Regions from separate parts of the Homo sapiens genome. Here region 2 is linked to region 1. A link is an interaction called in ENCODE POLR2A ChIA-PET data of the cell type or tissue named here. Cell type or tissue: PC-9. All regions are shown on one strand. Links, peaks and the distances in the headings refer to the core of each region. The heading gives the core; the rest is flanking DNA.

The links. Peaks named below come from ENCODE experiments on the same cell type or tissue, not always from the same donor. Only the 100,000 strongest peaks of a DNase experiment are listed, where the experiment ranks them.
Region 2: POLR2A ChIA-PET joins it to region 1 with 7 read pairs; 1 of 35 experiments calls an interaction of 5 or more read pairs at or near these places.

The regions. Positions count from the first base shown.
Region 1 is chr1:243,948,673-243,951,597 of GRCh38, forward strand. The region is part of intron 1 of LINC02774 (long intergenic non-protein coding RNA 2774); the gene reads left to right. Among named protein-coding and RNA genes, the nearest start is that of LINC02774, 33 kb to the left of the region's middle. In PC-9, for the core only: no CTCF peak of the experiment used is centred there; a DNase peak (open chromatin) is centred at 1,739; H3K27ac peaks cover 1,016 bases.
Region 2 is chr1:243,597,238-243,600,162 of GRCh38, forward strand. The region is part of intron 8 of AKT3 (AKT serine/threonine kinase 3); the gene reads right to left. Among named protein-coding and RNA genes, the nearest start is that of AKT3-IT1, 200 kb to the right of the region's middle. In PC-9, for the core only: no CTCF peak of the experiment used is centred there; a DNase peak (open chromatin) is centred at 1,364; H3K27ac peaks cover 2,500 bases.

The DNA.
Region 1 (2,925 bases), core at 274-2,773:
GCCCACAGAAAGTGAAATGCTGCAAATTGCTTTAAAAACTTGTTACTGTGGAGATCTGAATTGAAGGGTGATAGAGCAATTTGGTGTTGCTGAAAGAGATGATCAAGAAAAAGCATAACATCTATGGTGATTATTTTCAAAGCAGCATGGAGTGTGTCTTTGCTAATTTAGATCACATATCTGGTCTTAGTATCAATGATCAGTGCTTAGTTATGTGAGGCACCTACTGAATTTCTTGTGATCGATCCTAGGACAGTTACAGGTTGCAAATATCTATATAACCTTTGTTTCCTGACTCTATGTGCCATGTTTCTGCAATGGGAATCTTAGATGTTTAAAATGACTGATAGGATATGGAGGTGCTAAAAGCATTACTGCCAATTCCTAATCTTTGGGGGCTCAAAGAATTCTTTTTACTTCCGCTTGCATGTCTGCACAGTGATCCCCACAACTGCCACCCTATCGGGGTTCTGTCTCTGTACGTCTTCATCAGTCCTATTAGCATGTTTTACTCACATGTTAAAAGTTCAAAATAAAATTTAATAATGCTAATAACATTTTCAAATTTGTGGATTTTTAAAATTATTTAGAATGCATTTTAAAATTATGGTAAAATACCTCTCTGCTTCACATAACTTTGAAACTGTTTTTTTCTTAAAATTTGCAGCCTCCAGGATTTGTAAAAAATAAAATTTTTTATGTCTTTTGTGACAAAGAACAAAGGCTAAAAACCTGCAGTTCCCTTCTATTGTGGGTTGAAATGTGTCCCCCCAAAAAGATTTAAGTCCTAACCCCTGATACCTGTGAATGTGACCTTATTTTAAAACAGGATCTTTGAAAGTTAAATAAAGTTAAAATGAGGTTGTCTTGGATTAAGGTAGGCACTAATCCAATGACTGGTGTTCTTATAAGAAGAAGGCAATTTGGACATAGGGACACAGACACACAAGGCCACAAACCAAGGAATGCCAAAGATTGCGGGCAATCACCAGAAGCTAGGATGGCAAGGAAGTCTCCTCCCCTGGAGCCTTTGGAACAAGCGTGGCCCAGCAGACACCTGCAGGTTATGAATTAGGACTTTAATCTTCCAGAATTGTGAGAGGTTAAATATCTGGTGTGTGAGGTTTTTTGTTTTTTTTTTGTTTTTGTTTTTGTTTTTGTTTTGTTTTGTTTTTGAGATGGAGTCTCATTCTGTTGCCCAGGCTGGAGTGCAACGGCTGATCTCAGCTCACTGCAACCTCCACCTCCAGGGTTCAAGCGATTCTCCTGCCTCAGCCTCCCGAGTAGCTGGGATTACAGGCACGTGCAACCATGCACAGCTAATTTTTGTATTTTTAGTAGAGACGGGGTTTCACTATGTTGGCTAGGCTGCTCTTGAACTCCTGACCTCACGATCCACCTGCCTTGGCCTCCCAAAGTGCTGGGATTACAGGCGTGAGCCATGGCGCCCAGCCAAATATCTTTTGTTTTAAACCACTCAGTTAGTGGCACATTTATTGTGGCAGACCTAGGAAACAAACACACTTTCCTTCCCCTAAATTCACCTATTAGATATTGGGTCCCTAATACAGTGTTTACCTTTTGAAGGGTTTGTGAACACCCGTGCTTATTTCTGAGCTAGGCATGTTGGATCTTACAAATGACTTCTTGTCTTGTGGGACACACAGAATCCCAGAGGAATGCTAGCGGCCAAGAGCCAAAGTCTCAGTTTACTGGGCCCTAGTGAAACAGCCCGAGGGATGAGTCAGGGAGGATTGCAATGCTGTTTGTTACCCAAGTTGAGAACTTAGGCTCACAATAGTGCTCCTGTACTGTTAATAACTGGGGAATTTCCATTACAAGGTATCTGATCATCTTGGGATACCAATGAAGGATTTGAGTTCAATTAAGTGATGACAACACAGGCTGCCTTGTTTATCTTCAAGAAATGTAGCCCCTTGTTTTGACCATGGTTTAATGGGTTCCATAAAGAAGGTGGTGGCATTTGATATGATTTTATTGTTTTATAATTTGTGATTTGCAAGTTTCAGTAGTCAGGAGATTTCTTTTGCCTCCCCTTCTCCCTGCAAGAGCCTTCCCCGCAATCCGGATAGGCTGTCTCATGATGCCTGGTGGTATCTTGTCTCATCATTGAAATAATTCATATGTTTTGCCTAAGATCTAGATGACAACCACATTTTATTTATTTTATTTTATTTTGCCAAAATAGCCATTATCAAACCAGATAAACATACCGGCCATAAAACAGCAATGAATAATCTTATAGCAGGTGATAAGAAAATAAACTCCTCTGTACAGTTTGATCTTTTTATATAGGAGATTCCTAAGCATTATATAGTTATTTAAGTCTCAGTCTTGTACTCAGATGCTTCTTTAAAAAAAATTCCAGAATGAATTTGGAGAGTATAGGCTGGGATGGAAGGGATACCTCCAAAACTCAGAACATCAAGTTGAATCGTAGGAAGATGCAGGCTTTCTCCCAGACCCACAGAACAGGGGCCACTCTGTGACTAACTATGCTAAATAAATATTCAGTAGCCCAGCTAGAGAGACCATGTGTCCACAGAAAGGATATGGTCAAAACAGAAAATAGGGTTCGAAGAAGCAGAATTTGTTCCTGGGAAAAACACTGATTACTTTTTTTGTTTTGTTTTGTTTTCCCGCCCAGGCTGGAGTGCGGTGGCAAAATCTTCGCTTACTTCAGTCTTGACCTCCCAGGCTCAAGCAATCCTCCCGCCTCAGCCACCTGAGTAGCTGGGACCACAGGCATGCACCACCACGCCTGGCTAATTTTTGTATTTTTAGCAGAGATGGAGTTTCACCATGTTGCCCAGGCTGGTCTCTAACTCCTGAGCTCAAGTGACTCGCCCTCCTCGGCCTCCCAAAGTGCTGGGATTCCATACGTGAGCCGCCGTGTCTGGCCTT
Region 2 (2,925 bases), core at 194-2,693, 350 kb before region 1:
GAAAACAACCTAAACGTTCAATGATTTGGGAAGGTTTTAATAAGTTAAAGTGTATCTACATAATTAGTAGGCAACAAGTAACATATTTTAAAATGATAAAATTGAAAATATGTGTACAGTATAAACAGTGGAAAATATATTAACACGGTATTAGCAATTATTTCTAGATGGTAAGATTTAGAGTGGTTTTTATCTTCTGTTTCATACCTCAAAAAATACTTGTAATTATTTAATATCCATTCCCCAGAATACTATGCATTTTTGTTTTGTTTTGTTTTGTTTTGGTGACAGGGTCTCACTCTGTTGCCAAGGCTGAAGTGCAGTCGCATGATGGCTCACTGCAGCCTCAACCTCTTGGGCTCACTCAATCTTCCCACTTCAGTCTCTCGAGTAGCTGGGAGCACAGGCACTGGCTACCACACCTGGCTAATTTTTAACTATTTTGGTAGATACAGGGTCTCCCTATGTTGCTCAGGCTGGTCTTGAACTCTTGGGTTCAAGTGATCCTCCTGCCTTGGCCTCCCAAAGTGCTGGGCATGAGCCACTGGGCCTGGCCTATGCCCTTCTTAAATGCAGAGACCATCTGTCTTGCTCATGTAGTATACTAAGCACATAGTACAGTGCCTGCCTTGAAGAAAGCAGCATTCAATAAGAACTTTTTTGACAGAATTAAAATAATTTTTTTGGCTTTTTGAAGTTCTCTGTAATGAATGTACATTATCACTTTTGCAATAGAAAAAAATTATTCAAAGGTTTCAAATAAATGTACTAATAATTAATGTACTGATTTATGCTTATTATAAATTTAATGCTCTATTTTTTTCTTGGCAAAGGCATAGGAAAATGAGAAAATTATGACAGTACACCATATCTTTGCATCTTCAGCACCATGCCTAGTATATGACACATATTATATTCTTCATAAATATGTATTGCAAAAAATAAAATTAAATTCAGAAATACCTCTCAAAAAATTATAAGAAAAATCATCCTTAAGGTTTTTGAGGTAAAATATTTTCATTGGAAGTATTAAAAATCATATATAATAGTTGAATAATCTTATCTTTGTTCAAAAAGGAAAGTGAATTATTTGCTGCTAAAATAGGGAGCTTATCTTTATCAAGTTAAGTTCCTTTATAAAGGCAAAGACTACATAGTTTTTTTTTATTGTTAAGCTTAGCCATGCTATAGGAATACAGTAATGTAAAATGCATTAACTCAAACTACTAAATATACAAGCATATTTCATCATTCTATTAGGAAGAAATTTTCTCCATAACTCTCTCTCATAATAGCCTAACAGGAACTGCACTAGAGTGTAGCTGTACTCCCACGGTTTAGTAAGTGAACAGGTATTCAGCCCATCCTTGCAAAAAGATGACTGCATCTACAGCCGTGCCCTAAAGTCTCATGCTCAACAGGCTTCTCTCATCAGAGCACAGGAAGTTCCTTCCCACATACCCTTCAAATGTCAACCTAACACTACTTCCTCAAAGAGATAACTAAATTTATAGTAGGTTCTCCATCATTCTCTCTCATACTACAGCACTCTGTTGCCATTATATTTATTGGGTTTATTTTGTTTTATTATTTTATAATATGCATCTCCTTCTAGAAATCATGACTGTTTTATTCATCCTAGCGAACGCAGTAAGCATTTAATACATACTTTTGATTGAATGAGCTAATCTTATTTGGGGAACATACCTGTTCTTGAAGATTTAGTTCAAATGCACCTTTCCTCCTAAAATCTCCTGTATAGGAGAACATTTGTGGGGATGTTATTTTTATCGTGGTGATGATTTCATGGGTCAAAAGTTATCAGATTGTACACTTTAAATATGTACAAATTATTTATAATTTGTTATTAACTCAGCAAAACTGTTTTAAAGAAAGGGAAACATCTTAAGACAAAATGCAGATTTTCTCACACAAATAAAAGCTAACAAAAGTTACGGCTATCAGACCTGCACTACAAAAACAAATGCTAAAGGAAGTTTTTATGCAAAAGGAAAATGTAATAGATGAAAATGTATACCAACACAAAGGAAAAGAGAACACTTAAAATGACTACTTTATGAATATAAAACATTTTTTCTATTAAAAATTATTTTAAAGATAATTGCTTAAGGCAAAAACAGTGTATTGTAAAGGTTAAAAAATACATGGAAGTAAAATGTCTGAGAACAACTGCACAAAAGACAGAAGGCAGGGAAACAGATGTATGCCTTTTAAGGTTCAGATAGAAGGTAAGAAAATAGACGTATGCTGTTATAAGGTTCTTACAGTACAGGTAAAGTGACACAGCATATTGTTTGAAAGTCTACCGTGATGAGAAAAGATACATATTCTAAACCCTAAAGCTACCACCATAAGAACAAAGAAGCAGAGCTAATCAAACTAAGATTATTTAAACTCATCAAATTACTAATAGAAATTCTTCAACTTTTAATAAAGAGCATCTACGAAAAATCTACAGCTAACAACATGGTTAATGGTGACAGTATGAATGCTTCTGCCCTAAAATTAGGTATAAAGCAAGGATATTTGCTCTTATCCTGCTCTTTAACACTGTTCTAAACATCCTGGATAGTTTAATAAGGCAAGGAAATGTACACATATTAGAAAATAGCAGTAAAACTGTCTTTGTTCTCACCTGACATGATCATCTACATAGAGAAATCCAATATATTTACAATAAAAGACTACTAAAACTAATATTAGTATGGCTAATAAGTAAACATCAACTGTATGTCTATATATTAGCAAGAATCAACTACAAATTGAAATTTTTAATAATGACTGATAAACCATTTATAACTTAAAAACATAAAATAATTATAAAGTATCCCTAAGGATAAATTTTTAAAACTTTCAAGACCTGTACACTAAAAACTACATAATATTGTTGAAAGAAATTAAAGA